2 separate regions of the Homo sapiens genome follow, and region 1 is linked to region 2. A link is an interaction called in ENCODE POLR2A ChIA-PET data of the cell type or tissue named here. Cell type or tissue: GM12878. All regions are shown on one strand. Each heading gives the region's core, and the rest is flanking DNA. Links, peaks and the distances in the headings are about the cores only. Region 1 overlaps KLF3-AS1 (KLF3 antisense RNA 1). Region 2 overlaps LINC01258 (long intergenic non-protein coding RNA 1258).

Region 1 (8,798 bases), core at 1,380-6,379, 200 kb before region 2:
TTCCAATCTACTTTAGAGCTTTTCTATTTCTTCCCAGGGCATTTCTCCTCCTCGTGTGATGACAGACAAAGCTACCAAGGCAGAAAAGTGTCATGTGCTTGTGAATTTACGAGCAGCACAGATACATTTACCTTAAAGGAAAACAAAGCTATATGATTTGAAGTAAAATTAGAAATGCTAGTCTAAGAATTATCCATCTCTAAAACATTACAAAAGGTGTGGAGATTCTCTGCATCATCTCTGCAAGTTTCCACCTTTATTATCTATCCATCCATCTAATTTAGAATTGCCAGGAAATACCGAGGTTGAGTTAGGTGACCATGAGTTCTGGTGAAGATCAGACTGGATGTATGATCCACTCCCACCTCCAGAAGCTCTCAGCATTTCTAGTGCAGGTGGACAGTTGTCTTGGATTGTGTTTGGCAGGACAGTGCAATCCAAGGACAGTGGCACAGTGGAAATGTTGGTTCTTGGGACCTAACTCAGAGAGGTAAAACAGAATAAGGCTGTAGAGAAATAGCCAAGGGATTGGTGAACTGGACATTCCAAATAGGTTGAAGAATGGGTGTCTTGGGAATAATGGAGTGAGTGACCTGGAAGGTTAGGAGGTGAGTTGTCAGAGAATGGGGACCTACCTGTAAGTTTAGTATTTAGAGGTGAAGCAGTCCTAGGGGATGGTGCGGTCCAGGGAGTGCCTGCGGAAGTGGGAGAACTAGAAGGGAGTGGAGAAGATCCCTGAAGATGAAGAGATGAGTGAAAAGAGTGACTGGGGTGTTAAACATGGTTCCTTGTGGATCCTGAAATTACTCAGAGCTATGGGCAGAGTAAGACTTAGGCCCTCAAGTCATGTCTTAATTCCATTAAAAAAAAAAAAAAATGTCTGAGAAACATGGAAGATAGCCACCAGGAGAGAATGGTTAGAAGATATCCTTTTTCTATAGTTAAATCTGCTTTCCTTGAATCATGATTATTCAAATTAAAAATAATCACTTGGGCTGGGTGTGGTGGCTCACACCTGTAATCCCAGCACTTTGAGAGGCTGAGGCAGACAGATCATCTGAGGTCAGGAGTTTGAGACCAACCTGGCCAACATGGTGAAACCCTGTCTCTACTAAAAATATAAGCATTAGCCGGGCGCTGTGGCATGCGCCTGTAATCCCAGCTACTCTGGAGGCTGAGGCAGAAGAATTGCTTGAACCCGGGAGGCGGAGCTTGCAGTGAGCCGAGATTGCATCACTGCACTCCAGCAGGGGCGACAGAGCAAGACTCCATCTCAAAAGAAAAAAAAAAAAAATCACGTGTATTTCATTGTTTATTGGTTATTTTGCAAGTAAAATATGTCAGTAGTTTTATTTTCTACTTTTTATTGAAAACATATTATTTCTTCTTTATTAAGAGTTTCAGTCAACTTTTGGAGACCTGTCAGAGACCTTAAAACATTATTTATACTATGACTTCAAAGCGAAATTATTTATAATTTCCAAATCAATGTCCTACACATACAAAGAGACTGCAACTTCTTGCTGAGTTGGAGACTACCTAGATTTTTCCTGTGCTGGTAGTCAGAGTAAGTAAAGAATGGGAGACCCACAAAGTAAGAAAAACTACCTCCCTTGTTTTGGAATGAGGCTGTTTTTCAACTATTTTGGAGTAAGGTGGACTCTTTATGTTTCCATCCCTCTCCTCTATGTTAAGGAATAATTATTGGCATTTAAATCTTGAATTTAATCTACTTCAGTTAGTATTGCTTGAACTTTTACCATAGGTCTCGGGTGGGGGTGATAGTGCAAGAAATATGTATGACATAATCCCTGCATTCAAGGAATTAGAGAGAATATATGTATTATTCTGCTTAATTATTACACAATGCAGAAATAATAATATAATGAATACAATTTATTTTATTTTATTTTATTTTATTTTATTTTATTTTATTTTATTTTTGAGACAGAATCTCATTCTGTTACCCAGGCTGGAGTGCAGTGGCACAATCTCAACTCAGTGCAACAACCTCTGCCTCCTGGGTTCCAGCGATTCTCCTGCCTCAGCCTCCCAAGTAGCTGGGATTATAGGTGTGTGCCACCCTTGGCTAATTTCTGTATTTTTAGTAGAGACGGGGTTTCACCATGTTGGTCAGGCTGGTCTTGAACTCCTGATCTCAAGTGATGCTCCTGTCTTGGCCTCCCAAAGTGCTGGGATTACAGGTGTGAGCCACTGTGCCCGGCCAAGAATATAATGAATAAAATTTAGAAAAGGACAATGATATGAGAATTAAATGGATAAAAAGGTAAATTTATTTGTCCAAAATATGAGCAGTAATGTGTGGTTTGGTTTTTGTCTTCAAGGAGCTTACAGTCTTGCAAAAGAAATGACATCTGGTCAGGAAATCCTCAAAATCTTCATGGAGGAGGTGATATCTGTGTTAGAACTTCATGGCTGCAGAAGGGGCTAGAAATCACATTTTAGGATCTGGAAAGGGCATGGAGGCAAAGGGTCCAACAGGAACCTGGGTCACTTAGGAGTGGAGTGAGATAAGGTAGGAGAGGTCAGTCAAGGCCATGTTGTGGAGAAAATTGGAATTTGACATCGGGAAACCACAGAAGGTTTTTAAGCAGGTGAGTGGCATGATAGCATATAAAAATGACATGAAGTTTAATGTCAGTATAAAGCTCCAACAGTGCAGAGCAGAAGGCAGCAAGCAAAGGGTGCATACATCTATTCATGTATATATACATATGTCATCTCTCTCTCTCTCACCCTGTACACACATGCACATGTACATGTGCACGTGTGAGCATTTTTCTACCTTAGTGACTAAGCCAGCAAAGAGGCAGGGTGTACACTGTGCTCTAGGGAAGTGGTCTTGCCACCTTTTCTTTTCTGCTCATTCCAAGTGCATTGCATGCCCACACTTCCAAAACCCTGAAGTTTGAAGCATTTCCCTCCGTGTAAAAGCTCAGTTGCACAGGCTCCCCTGGTACTTGGCTGGGAAGAGGACTTCAGCCTTTTATTCCTTGGTCTCCCAACCTGGCAAGCCATTCTGCCTTCACAAATGCTTTGGAAGTTTTGCTGATCTGTCCTAGAAAAAATTAAACACATGGTTCTCCCACATGAACAGTGGAGAGTTCTTCATCACCCTGGCAATTAAAAAAGATTTGCTAATACACAAAAACATGAAAATGATAATAATGCTCATATCCAAGTGATAGGAGTAGGGGGGATATTTTTTCTTTGCCTTTCAATATTCTGAGTTTTTTTCTTTAATGAGCATGTATTCCTTTTGTAATAAGAAACAAGTGTGTTTTAAAAAATAGCTAAAATGCCAGGCATGGTGGCTCACGCCTGTAATCCCAGCATTTTGGGAGGCTGAGGTGGTGGATCACTTGAGGTCAGGAGTTCGAGGCCAGCCTAGCTAACATGGTGAAACCCTGTCTCTACTAAAAATACAAAAATTAGCTGGGCGTGGTGGCACGTGTCTATAATCCCAGCTACTCCGGAGGCTGAGGGAGAAGAATCGCTTGAACCTGCGAGGCGACTTTGCAGTGAGCCGAGATTGTGCCACTGCACTCCAGCCTGGGCGACAGAGTGACTGTCTCAAAAAAAAAAAAAAAAAAAACCGCTAAGAAAGAAAGAAACGGGCAAGTTGTGTATGATTAAGTGTCAGATCTGAAGCACAGTTTTGCAAGTTGGCCCTTTGAAAGCACCTCAGAGCCAGAGGTGCAGTCCTTTGATTGGGATTTTGAAGGGGGCTGAGTCTAGCGGGGCAGGAGGTGGTGAAGAGGGAGGCTCTAGGAATCAAGGGCAGTGAGAGAAGGCAAACGTCTTTTATTGACTGTGGGTTTTTTTTTTTTTTTTTTTTTTTTTTTTGAGATGAAGTCTAGCTCTGTCGCCCAGGCTGGAGTGCAGTGGCATGATCTCAGCTCACTGCAACCTCCTCCTCCCAGCTTCAAGTGATTCTCCTGCCTCAGCCTCCCGAATAGCTGGGATTATGGGCATGTCCCACCACACCCGGCTAGTTTTTGTGTTTTTAGTAGAGACAGGGTTTCACTATGTTAACCAGGCTGGTCTCCAACTCCTGACCTTGTGATCCGCCTGCCTCGGCCTCCCAAAGTGCTGGGATTGCAGGCACTGCACCCGGCCGACTCTTTGGCTTTTTAAAGACTGCTTGGATAGTTGGACCTGTGCTGGTTCTTGGAACTGGAATTTCCTCTTCAAAATGACACGTAACAGTATTTACTTGACAAACCTTTCCAAAGAAGAAAAGCTAAAAACAAACACAAAAAACAAAACAAAACAAAAAAAACCCACCAAAACCAAAAATAGAAAAGCCAGCAAACTAGAATGAGTAGAGCCGAAGTTCCTATTTCTGAAGAGATAGGAATATATTAAAACTCCTGGATCAAGGTCCATTCATCCTCTCTGGGGGTCTTTTGCCAGGATCTGTTGATTCGACGGGAAACAGAGGTGTCAGCAGTTGTGGATGTGAGTATGTGAGAGATGACCTGCAGCCCCCAAACACCATTAACGTGTCTGGTGCGTTGTCTCAGCAGGAGGGGCTTCTAGCTGCTCCGCTGTTTCTTTCTGAGCTGCATCTGCTTGTCTGTTATTGTTCGTAGGTTTTCTGGGTAACTATAAGCAACGGCCTTGTTAGTTCCTCTTGAGATTGCCCACTACTCCCCACCCTTATTTCTCACCTCCCAGCATCCTGTTTGTCTCCCTGACTCTGTTCCCCGCCCTGTCCCCACCCTTACAGAGCTACCAGCCCTTTTAGCCATGTTTTCTTCCCTTAGCTCATTAATTTTAACCTTTTATTAAGTGTTCTCACATCAAACAAGGCACGTCATCTATCCAATTGTTTATTCATTAATTTGTGCTTTCTTCTATCGTGAATATCTTTAAAATATGTCCAGATGTATATTGCAGTGTGTCTTCCCTTCCTCCCCTTGTCTTGAAGATACTGTTATATACCTAATGTAAATGACGAGTTAATGGATGCAGCACACCAACATGGCACATGTATACATATGTAACAAACCTGCATGTTGTGCACATGTACCCTAGAAACTTAAAGTATAATAAAAAATAAATAAATAAAAATTAAAAAAAAATAATAAAAAAGAATGGAAGAGGATAAAAGAAAGTATGGACAGCTTTGAATTATGTAAAAGGCTTTTTTTTTTTGGTGTGCTTTGCCCTTAAAGTTACTTGCTTGTGATAGGAACAAGAAATCTACAATATATATTGTGTTCATGCTCACATCAATATGTTTAGTTTATTAGATTTTCCAGAATATTTTAGCCCGTCAATAATTGTTGGTTTTTTTTTGTTTGTTTTTTGAGACAGAGTCTTGCTCTGTCACCCAGGCTGAGTGTAGTGGTGCGATGTCGGCTCACTGCAACCTCCGCCTCCTGGGTTCAACAGATTCTCCTGCTTCAGCCTCCCTAGTAGCTGGGGCTATAGGCGCGTGCCATCATGCCTGGCTAATTTTTTGTATTTTTAGTAGGGATGGGTTTTCACCGTGTTAGCTAGGATGGTCTCAATCTCCTGACCTCATGATCTGCCTGCCTCGGCCTCCCAAAGTGCTGGGATTACAGGCGTGAGCCACTGTGCACAGCCCAGCCAGTCAATAATTTTATGTGACGTGTCTGGACTTAAATTTAAATTTTTCTCATTGCTGTTGCAAATGGGTCTATTAACTATGAAACGTTATAGAGTCTAGCACTTAAGTTTTGCAGGTTTATGAGGAATATTTAAACATTTAAAAAAATCATCATAAAAGAAGTCATCAGTGCTCTAGCACAACTAAATATATAATTCTGCCTAGTGGTCATGGTATCTTCTCAATAGAGAAAATTCACTTTCTAAAAAAGAGAAACATTTAGTTTTTTAAAAAGGAGGGAAACACTTTCAAAATTTGAGTACAACTTTTGCTACACAGTAATGTATCTAATCAGTTTCCTTTTCTGCACTAAAGATAAGGGAAATGGATTCAAAAGAAGCAGGAATGGATGATGGTATTCTAAACTCATCTTGTTTCTTTTGCTATTTCATCAATATCTGAAAAATAAGATTTCCCCTGAGATTCACACGAATGTGTCTCCTTTTCCATGTTTGTTTATTTTCTTATGTGGCAAATTGTTTCAAATGCAATTGATTTTCTTTCATTTGGTACTATGAAGATGAGGGCGTCTTAAAGGAGTTCCCAAGATTTAGGAGGAAACAGGAGAAGTCTTGAGGAGCATTTGTCACCACCTCCCAGGAGAGACACTCTTGGTAGGATATCAGCTTACTTTCTCGAACCACATATCTCAAGGTGTTCCCAGTTATGATGCATTTGAAAGTACCTGTCTGGAGTCCAGTCCTCAGGACTTTTCAATTTTCATTAGGTGGTAGTTATCAAATGAGTAGTGTAGTTTGGATAATGACAAAATTAGTCACATTTATTAATGTATTTCCCTTAACTTTCTTCTGCACCTGCAGAAGTACCCTTAGATCCAAACAAACAAACAAACAACAACGCCCCCCCCTCCAAAAAAAAAAAAAAACCCCAGTTAATCTAGACCATTTGGTACAGATGACTGACAAAGATGCATTGTATAATTCAGACACAGCAATTGCTGTGTCTGAGATCTCGGCTCACTGCAACCTCCACCTCCAGGTTCAGGCAATTCTCCTGCCTCAGCCTCCCGAGTAGATGGGATTACAGGTGTCCACCACCACACCTGGCTAATTTTTGTATTTTTAGTAGAGACGGGGTTTCACATGTTGGCCAGTCTGGTCTCGAACCCCTCATCTCGTGATCCACCTGCCTCGGCCTCCTAAAGTGTTGGGATTACAGGTGTGAACCACTGCACCCTGCCAACACTGTTGATTATGTTATTATTTCAATTCCAGATAACAGTCTTAATTTCTGTCTCTCTCTCTCTTTTTTTCTCTTTCTCTCTTTCTTTCATATGGAGTCTTGCTCTGTCTCCCAGGCTGGAGTACAGTGGTGTGATCTAGGCTCACTACAACTTCTGCCTCCCGAGTTCAAGCTATTCTCCTGCCTAAGCCTCCCAAGTAGCTGGGATTATAAGTGCACGCCACCATGCCCAGCTGATTTTTATATTTTTAGTAGAGATGGGGATTTCACCATGTTAGCCAGGCTGGTCTCAAACTCCTGACCTCAAGTGATCTGCCCACCTCGGCCTCCCAAAGTGCTGGGGTTACAGGCGTGACCCACCGCACCTGGCCCAGATAATGGTCTTTCTATTCCATCATCTTTAGAAATTAGGAAAGGAAGGCAAAAATTTTTAGCCTGTTTTAAAGAAAACCTTTCCTGTATCATTGTTTTAAACAGATATGTGTATCATTCACCTTTTCTTTTCAAATCTGAAAAACAAATTCTCCAAAAAATTTTAAATTGTTTTTATACTCTAGAATTATTACCAGCACTACCACTCTGTGCACTTTACATTTCTAGTTAGCAGCTGGGCACGGTGGCTCATGCCTATAATCCCAGCACTTTGGGAGGCTGAGGCAGGTGGATCATTGGAGGCCAGGAGTTGGAGACCAGCCTGGCCAACATGGTGAAATCCTGTCTCTACTAAAAATACAAAAATTAGCTGGGTGCAGTGGCACACACCTGTGATCCCAGCACTTTGGGAGGCCGAGCAGGGGGCGGATCACTTAAGGTCAGCAGTTCGAGACTACTCTGGCCAACATGGTGAAACCCTGTCTCTAGTAAAAATACAAAAATTAGCTGGGTGCAGTGACACATGCCTGTATTCCCAAGCTACTCAGGAGGCTGAGGCAGGAGAATCGTTGCAGTGAGCTGAGATCGCGCCACTGCACTCCAGCCTAGGTGACAGCAAGACTGTCTCAAAAACAAAAACAAAAACAAACACAAACCCAAATACATTTCTAGTTTGCTTGAACTCTTGTAGTTGTTTATAAGCTACTTAGAGCAAGGGCTTTGTCTTTTTTATAGTTTCTGTTACAATTTTTATACTTAACAGACAGTTCTATATTTTTCTAACAACTAATTTCCTTGGCCATAAAAATAACTTTTCTTATTCTTTTCTTTTTTCTTTTTTTTTTTTTTTTGAGACAGAGTCTCACTGTCACCCAGGCTGGAGTGAAGTGGCGCAATCTCAGCTCACTGTAACCTCTGCTGCCTGGGTTCAAGCCATTCTCCTGCCTCAGCCTCCCAAGTAGCTGGGATTACAGGTGCCTGCCGTCGCGTCTGGCTAAGTTTAGTATTTTTAGTAGAGACGAGGTTTCACCATGTTGGCCAGGCTGATCTCGAACTCCTGACCTCATGATCCACCCACCTTGGCCTCCCAAAATGCTGGGATTATAGGCGTGAGCCACTGTGCCCGGACATATACATGACTTTTAAAATTTGAATTTATTTCTCCATAAATAGGATGCTTATACTATTATTTATCTAGTATTGATTTGTATTTTTATATCTTATACCTTATGGCTTATCACTTGCTTTAGTACCTCTGTTATATTCTTGAAAGTATCAACTTTACTCAAAATAGTATAATTTAAAGCCATTTCTCAAGGAAAATATTAAATATAATTAAATTTAATTATAATATTTAATAATTACATATTATATTTAAAGTATTATAATTAAGAGTTTCATATAAAACGTCCTTTTATATCACATAAAAATGGATGTCCTATTGAAAGGAGAAAAATTCTCTTGTCCCCCTTGTAGGGCATGCGATGGGGTGTGGCTTGGACTCGCTTCTTCGGTGCCCTGCTCCTCAAAACCCCTAGGGGTGGCTGGGCTCCGTAGCTTATGC
Region 2 (8,798 bases), core at 2,058-7,057:
AGTGAGCTCATCAACATTTAGTCTCCTGGGAAACTGTTTTTTTGTTTCTTAGTTTGATTAGTAAAAGTTTCTTCAGAGGATTGCCAATCTTGATTTGGGCAGACAAAAAGGACAAGGATTTTTTCCACATTCAGCTGGGTATACAGGGCCTCAGTGTCTCTCTGGAGGCCACGTGCAGGGGAAGACGGGCACTGAATCATCCCTAGCACTGGGAGATCGGAGTGGCTGGATGGATAGTGTGGGAACCCTAGAGGCTATGAGTGCTGCTCTGTCTGGCCTGGACAGCTTGCTCCCACTGGCACATACAAGGGGCAACAATCATGGAAGAAGAATGGTTTTCAACATTCCCAAACAGATCACACATGGGTGAGCATTTTCCTTCCCAGAAGTCATCTTGAGGCTTGTGCACACACTCTAATATCCTGAAAGTTAGTGTGGTAGAGGAGAAAGCTTATGGACTTTTAAGGGAGTCAGACCTAGGGTAGAATCATGGCTTTGATGTGTTTATAATCCCTCCCTCCTTCCCTCGCTTCCTTCCTTCTCCTTTTTGCTCCCTCCCTTTCTCCCTCTCTCCTCCCTCCATACATTCACCAAATAGTTAGTGAATTTCTGCTTCATACTAGTCTGTGCTAAGTGCTGTGATACAGTGGTGAACAAGGCAGACACACAATCCCTTTTCTGATGGAGCCTACCTTGGGGAGGGCATTGGACAATTATGCAGAGGATGCGTATAATGACAGGCAAATAATGGGTGCTATAAAAGGATGTTGTGAGGGGATTTAGCTAGATGGAGGCATCATGGACAAGGTCCTCATCTCTTCATTGACCTCTACCCTAAATTGTGAGAATTAAAGATAATGTAACATCTCTACCACCATGCCTGGTCCCTGATGACATGTGAGTATTCAAATCAGATTTGGGATCCTTACTGGGGAACTGTCACCAGAGTCCATTTCAAGCTGTACTGATGGTCATTTCTTTATTATCCTCCATTATCTCTTTTTGTACCAATTATCTTTGCACCTTGCTGCCCCTCTAAGATTTGGATTCCCTGGAGGGCAGAAATAGGTAGTTACCCTCTTTGAGTCTCCAGAGTGCCTATAACAGTGCCCAGCATATAGTAGCTGCTCAGTAAATGTTGCTGGATTAAAATGAATTGAATAATAAAAATGAGAAAGAATCCCAGAGAAAGGGAACCAAAAAGAGAACTTTTTATAGGGAGACACTGTAGCCAATTCTGCCATTCTGACATTTTCTTTATAACCTCTTGGGAGAATAAAAACTAACACATACCACACTCCTTGTTTCATCTTTTCCTCTGCTATTAGGCAGAGAGAATTAATGAAAGGAAGAATATTGAGTTAGGGTTTTACTCCAAGGGCTTCTTCTTAATTATGTGGTGAGGCATTAATTAAAAATCTAATTAATCATAATAAGCTTTTGCTGTTGTACTCACCGGTAAGGTGCAGGTTTTCTGAGAAAAAGAAGCTACAGGAGCTCTGAGCTGTGTGCAAAAATATATCTAAATAGATGGTGAATCTCTGAGCAGGAAATCCTTCTGGTGGGCCAGTTGGGATTACCTCTTCCAGGCTCACATACAGAGATGGGCTTGTCGTGGAGTGAATGAAGCTGGAGCTTTGGGCCCCTCACTTATGTAGGTCTTTCCAAGACTGTGGTAGGGGTCCTCCAGGGATATTTGATCATATATGTATGATATGGTTTGGTTCTCTGTCCCCACCCAAATTTCATCTTGAATTGTAATCCCCACACGTTGAAGGAGGGACCAGTAATCTCCACATGTTGAGGGAGGGAGGTGATTAGATCATGGGGGTGGTTCCCCCATGCTGTTCTCGTGATAGTGAGTGAGTTCTCACAAGATCTGATGGTTTTATAAGCATCTGGCGTATCCTCTGCTTGCACTTTTCTCTCTTGCCACCAAGTGAAGAAGGTCCTTGTTTCCCCTTTGCCTTCTGCCATAATTTAAGTTTCCTGAGGCCTCCCCAGCCATGTGGAACTGTGAGTCAATTAAAACTCTTTCCTTTATAAATTACCCAGTCTTGGGCAGTATCTTGATAGCAGTTTGAGAATGAACTAATACTATATATATAGTATTAGTACTTGTAAGATATTTTCACACAATAAAACTGGGATTTCCCTTACTAATGTGTCTCCTAGGAAAAGTCTAGGGTAGAAGATGGAGCCGAGGAGGTATGATGTGAAGAATGAGGATAATCTCGATGATGATAATGTAGGTGTGACTGGATGGAGAGAGAACGGAAAGAGGAGCTGCACACAGCCAAGAGAATGTGTTGGACAATTGTTTTGAATCAAAATAGATGATCCAAAAAGGCCTGGTGAAAGTGTCTGAAAGTCAATTCCTCAAAGTCAGAAGGCACATACTAACCTCAGGGGCAGGGTGGAGTTCATGGAGGGGCTTCAGGGCTCCATGAGCATCCTGAAACTGTTTGCAAGTTGTTTGTGTATATGCACTTTTTTGTCTGGGAAGAGAAATTGTGCTCACAAAGTTGGGAAGCTCTGAAATGAGCATGAGAAAGAATGGATTCTCTAAGGTTTTAGTATTTAGGGAAAAAACATATAATGGTAAGAGGGAATAGAATTTATAAGCAAAAATAGTATGTGACATAATTTGGTTGTCTCTTCACTAGTTCTTGTTTGAGTCCATGTCTTGGGGCAGGTGCAGTGAGACAGGCTGGCAGCAACCTCCCACTTGGTGGGCAGCCTGGTGTAGGGGAAGGGATTTGCTCCTTCAACCTGTGGATCAGAAAGAAGGAAACTTAGAGAAGCCTCTTAGGCTGCCTCCATGTGAGGGTCAGCAGGCTCATCTGTGTCCAATCCAACTCACAGGGAGGAGGCCAGAGAAGTACAAGGGACAAAGAGAAAGGCGTCCCCTGGGGATCTTTTGTGGTCTGAGTTAATTGGAGATTCCAAGATTGAGGATCCTGGCCAAATCTCCTGCATATCATGATTTCTTCCTATGCGTCAAGGCCAGAACCAGGGATTGAAAAAATGGACTGTAAGAAAGATTTTTAAAAAATAAAATAAAATTCTTAGTAACAACGTAATGTTGGTTGCCTAGAGATTCATTTTAACTAGAGGTTGAAAATAGCAGGACTGGGTCCCAAAGAGGAAAGAACTCTACTTCTTCTGTAGCCAAGAAGGGGATAGGGTCCTTACCAGCCCTATCAGGACCAGGAAGGTTGATCTTAGACACAGGGTGAAGTTAGAACCAGTCTAGGAACCATGGCCAAGCTGAAGCCACAAGGTCAAGGTCAGACTGAAAAGTGGGCTGGGAAGAAGGATCCTTGGACTCCAAGGAGGGAGCCAGGGAGTTCATCTTTCATGAGGTCAGGGAGTGGCATTGGATCAGAACCCAAATCTGTAGCCAGAAACCAGGTGCCTGCCTGTAGTTTCCACCTACACACCCACCTGAGCCAGGTGCAGCCACTTCCCTGCCTGCACCTGCACAGCCTGGGCTGGCGGGGCTCATAGTTTGGTCCCACCCCACTTGGAAGCAAGCAGGAGCTTCCTGCCCATGGGCAAACATGTGGCTCAGAATCAAGTTCTCTTTGCTATTCTTCTGGTGTCTGTGCCTGGCCAGCATGGCCATCTCTTGGACCACCTGCTTCTCATACTCCTGACCCCAACCCAGTCCAGGCCCTCACATTTTGTCTTGACTTCTCCAGTGCCAGCCTCTTGCACTCTCCCTGTAACCCTGCAGTCCCATCCCCATGTCAGGAAACACGGCCAGACTCCAGTGCTGAAGGAAGAGAATGGCATTAAGGCCATGACTCAGGCAATGTTAGAAAAAGAAGTCACCCCTTCATTCATTCCCTAGTAGTGTCAATAACATGTTAATTCAAAATCTAAGAAGCCAAAGAGGTGGAGGAAGCTATCAGAGGTACAGATTTTGTCACTTTTAGCCCCTGAGCAAAGAGCAAGGACAGCCAAAAAAATCCCTCTAGTGTTCTGAGACATCAGCCTATTTACCCAGATCATGTGTACACTTCTGAAGAAAGAGTTATACATAAAGAGAGTCTATTCTCCTTCTTCAGCACGGGAAGTATGTGCTCAATCTGGGCAAGGGTTAACCACTTCAGATTATATCAAGCTTGGGTTTAACTTTTAAACAAGATGCTAGAGGGCATGTTTTAACTGTTGTGTTGCATTGTGAATTTAGAGTTTGGGTGTGGAAGACCAGCCTCTCTGCTTTATAATCTACACAGGTGTGCAGAGGACTTCAAAGCCTCGTTCTAGAAGGAGGTTATTGAGAATTACCTCTGGGGAAGAAAGAAAGGAATCCCACAGAACAGATGCCGAGAGAAGCAAACTAAACTCTCCTTGAGCGGTTGCCTTTGCATTCATTTTAAAATTTCAAAATCTTTTTCTTGAGATCTTCTTGCTCAAGAATGGGGACTTTCCCATTCCACAGTATGATTTCACATTCGAAAAACCTCTATTCTTTTCTGAAAGTGATTCTAACAGAAAGTTGACCCAGGGAAATTTTAGCAGCATGTTAGGCTGCTGGGTAGAACCCATTTTAGTTCTGTCTTTCAGCCTAGCACACTCCACATTCTCAGACATCGCTTCTTGAGAGTGTACTAACCATCAACTATCATTTCACAATGGAGAAGGTAAAATGCGGTCACTTTAGCATTGATTTCTCTTCTATAATAGCAATGAAATAAGTGAGCATAGTATTCTTTTTAATGAAATGACAGTGCTGCCTAATTGACTAATATTCCGCAGGGCGTACGGTTGTGTTTTTCAACAGTGATGTTGGGGATGATTGTTGTTAGCATGTGGGAAAAAAAATTCCTCCTTCCAAATGTCAATATTTGAGTCCTACTAAAAGCTGAGGGGCATGTATGCATTTAGTCAAAGGCATATTTTACTTCTTGGTATTTTCAATGATTTGTGGCCAATGGATCATGAAAATGAAATCTTAAAACCCCAAGAAACCATCAGAAACCAAGCTAGGCATTTAGCGTATTTCACGGTAATTATTTCTACCCCACTCCATGATGAAAATGTTTGTTTTCCCCGATTTATTTGCTTTTTCATTTATTGCCATTTTGAGAACTTCCAGATTAAATTGCCTGTTCCTCTGAGGATAGGATAACTGAACCTAGAGCTTGGAAAGTCCTGTTTAGTTCAGTCAATCCCACTGTTCCTCGCAGAACAGGAAAGAGAGTAATACTTCTCATTTCACAGAGGTTTCTCACTTTTTTTTTTTTTTCTAGGAAAGGCTATTTCCACTATGATGATGAACCACTGTTCATCATTGTAATACATAGTACTTTAAACAATTACAACTTGTAACTCCAATTTCTTGTTAAAGCATCCACCAAGTTTAGTCACGTATTTTCTGGGCAACAACTATAGCAATTGAATTGGTTTAATCATGTGTCATGTTACCTTCTAGCTTGCTATGTAGCCGAGCTATAGATATCCTACTTATTCTTTTCCCTCATTTCATCTTAGCAGTTTTTCCTATTCTTGCTAGTTATTCCTAATGCCTTTTAATTGGGGGTACTTCTTTCCTTTGTTTTGCATAGTTTCTCATGGCAGAGATGCTTAATCAATTGTCCTGTGTCCATTTTCCACTTGTCCCTAGTAACGGAACCCACTGCCAGTTTTAGCAAAATACATTGTTCCACTGTCCTCCTAGCCTCCGAAATAGAATTGACACCCCCTTGTCTCCCTTGCAGCTGGCTATGACCATGTGACTAAGCTCTCACTAATGGAAGGTGAGCAGAATTGAGGAGTGATGGGCATAACTTGTGTTCACTGCCATAAAAGAATGTCATTCCACTTCCTCTCCTTCTTCCTCCCTATAGGGTAGGCTGGAACTTGGATGTGCATTGGCAGGTCTGCATTGGCAGACCAGATGTCACCATACAGACAACAATATCCTACAGGACAGAAAAGCTTGAAAGTAAAAGAAACTTTGGTGTTTGAATAAACCACACATTTGTCCTGGACAACCTGCCTATCGTTGAACTGTTACATGAGAGAAAAAGAGATTTCTCTCTTATTTGAACAATTGCATTTTCAAGTCTTTTTGTTACAGCAGCATAACTGATACCCTAACCCTGACAAATACATTTTTAAACAAAAGGAGGAATGCTACTATCGTACTCTATGCTGGTCCAGTCTTACTTGGGGTGCAGTATTCTCATCTGTGAATCACATTTCAAGGGGCCTAAAGACAAAGTAGAAGTGTTCAGATAACAGCAACATGATTGGTGAGAAATTCAAAGTTGAAGAAACTGGAAGAGCAGATTTAGAGTAAGTAGGAGTGCCACTTTCAAATGTCTGAGGAACTGGCCTGTGAAAGAATGATTCACTTTGTTCTGTGTAGTTTCAGTAGATAGAAGTATGGTTCAACGGGAAAACTGATTTTGCTGAAGAGAAAGATTTCTGGCTGTCAGGTCTGCATAGACATTGGAGGCACTGAGTTCCCTGCTCATGGAGATATTTTTCACAGAGCCTGGATAATCATTTGGCTGGATTTGTAACAACTGTGTATCATACAGGTATGTTACATAAATTGCCTCAAATTCTTAGAACAATGCTGATAATTATATATTTTAATTTCCATTTGATAGAAAGGAAATATTAATCTAAGACCAGTTAAAACTGCTCCAGGATCACAGACCCAGTTAGTAGCAGGGTCCAGGTTCTTTCTACTGACCACTGGTAAAGCTAATTTACAAAATGGCCTGAACATTTCTCCCAAATCTGAATTTGATGAGTCCCCTAGAAAATTGTGTTTCCTAAATCTTTCCTTGAATTCTGAAGTATCTGAGCCAGCAACATTTCCTGAAATTGGTGTGCATACTCTCCCAAATTTTAACCTCATAGCCAGTTTACTTTGGGCCCTCCTTTATGTGTCAGAGATTGCCAGCTGGTCACCGAACCATTTTCTTTCCTTCTTGGCACAGCATGAAAATGCATTTTCTAGCTTCCCTTGAAGTGAAATGTGAGCAAAAATGATGCCAGCCACTCCCAGACCGGCCCATAGAAACCTCCCATATTCTTTCTTCTTCTGCTGCTGGATATTGACACAGGGGATGACTTTGAAAGCTGAGTATTGAAGATGGCAGAAGCTGTCTTTCAGCCTTGGTCCCTGAACAACATGTTGAGCAGATCCCGTGGTAATCTGGAACTGCCCTGGACTGTGTAAGTGAGTGAGACATAAACTCTTACTATGCTTGAGCCATTTTACATGTAACAGCAGTTAGCTTTCCTTACTTAATGCTCTTTATACCCTGCTACTAAATAGCAAGAATTGTAACTTTAGATCACAGGACTATGTGAATAGTCATTATATTTGTCAACAACTCTAACAGGCTGAACTTTTTATTCCTCAGTTATTTAAAATTGTGGTAAAATACACATAACATAAAATTTACCATCTTACCCATGTTAAGTATACAGTTCAGTGGTATTAAGTACATTTGTAGTGCTATATGTTCATCACCACCATCTACCTCCAGAACTCTTTTCATCTTGTAAAACTGAAACTCTGTGCCCATTAAACAGTAACTCCATTCCCTCCTCCACACAAGCCTCTGGCAACCACCACTGTACTTTCTGTTTCTATGGTTTTGATTATTCTAAGTACCTCATATAAGTGGAATCATGCACTATTTGTCTTTTTTTGTTGTTGGCAGATTTCACTTAGCATACTGTCCTCAAGTTTCATCCATGTGTCAGAATTTCCTTCCTTTTTGCAGCTGAATAATATTCTATTATATGTGTGTACCACATTTTGTTTATCCATTCATTCATCAGTGGACACTTGGGTTGCTCCTACATGTTAGCTATTATGAATGATAGAGTTTGGGTGTGTGTCCCCACCCAAATCTCATATGGAAATGTAATCTTCAATATTGGAAGTGGGGCTTGGTGGGAGGTGATTGGATCATGGGGGTGGATTTTTCATGGATGATTTATCACCATCCCCCTTGGTACTGTCCTAGTGATAGTACGTTTTTGTGAGATCTGATCATTTAAAAGTGTTTGGCACCTCCCCCGCTCCTTGCTCCTATTTTTTTTGCCATGAAATGTGGCTGCTTCCTGTTTGCCTTCCACCATGACTGGAAGCTTCTTGAGACCTCCCTGGAAGCAGATGCTGCTATGCTTCCTGCACAGCCTACAGAACCATGAGCCGATTAAACCTCTTTTCTTACAAATTACTGAGTCTTAGGTATTTCTTTGTAACAATGCAACAACAGCCTAATACAATGAACTATGCTGCCATAAACATGGATGTACAAGTATTTATTTGAGATCCTGTTTTCCATTCTTTTTGTTGTATACTCAGAAGTAGAATTGCTGGATCATATGGCAATTCTATTTTTAATTTTTTGAGGAACCTAGGTTAAACTTTTTGAAACTGCAGATATTGAACCAGTTTTATGTTTACCAAAAAAGCAGAACTTTAACACAATCTAATCTGTTTATTCCATCTCTCACTCTCTTGACTTCTCCATAACCCTATCCAACTGATAAAGAGGAATCAACTTCTTTATACAACAATGGCAGAGAAGTTCTACAATATGGAGTCCTGTGATAAAAGGTAATGCCAAAAGTTTGTCCAATGGTGACTTATGGTTCAGTCCACTCATTTTTGGTTTTTAGATTCTTCAGTGTCCTTCTTTTATCTGTTTCTAAAGTTACAAACTACCAGGAAATTTCTCATGGGAAAAAAAAATCTGTATCTTCGGATTATTTTACAAATCGGAAGACTAGAACATGTATATCAAAACCAG

What was found. Peaks named below come from ENCODE experiments on the same cell type or tissue, not always from the same donor. Only the 100,000 strongest peaks of a DNase experiment are listed, where the experiment ranks them.
Region 1: POLR2A ChIA-PET joins it to region 2 with 7 read pairs; 3 of 35 experiments call an interaction of 5 or more read pairs at or near these places.

Annotation. Positions count from the first base shown.
Region 1 is chr4:38,650,307-38,659,104 of GRCh38, reverse strand. All of the region lies in intron 1 of KLF3-AS1 (KLF3 antisense RNA 1), which reads left to right. Among named protein-coding and RNA genes, the nearest start is that of KLF3, 9.5 kb to the left of the region's middle. In GM12878, for the core only: no CTCF peak of the experiment used is centred there; no DNase peak of the experiment used is centred there; H3K27me3 peaks cover 298 bases.
Region 2 is chr4:38,450,982-38,459,779 of GRCh38, reverse strand. It overlaps LINC01258 (long intergenic non-protein coding RNA 1258), which reads left to right. Exons shown (of 8, transcript NR_110951.1): 3 at 5,859-6,557; 4 at 6,966-7,207; 5 at 8,541-8,605. Among named protein-coding and RNA genes, the nearest start is that of LINC01259, 54 kb to the left of the region's middle. RefSeq lists enhancers at 7,417-7,486, 7,497-7,646. In GM12878, for the core only: no CTCF peak of the experiment used is centred there; DNase peaks (open chromatin) are centred at 4,509 and 6,306; H3K4me3 peaks cover 620 bases; H3K27ac peaks cover 3,973 bases.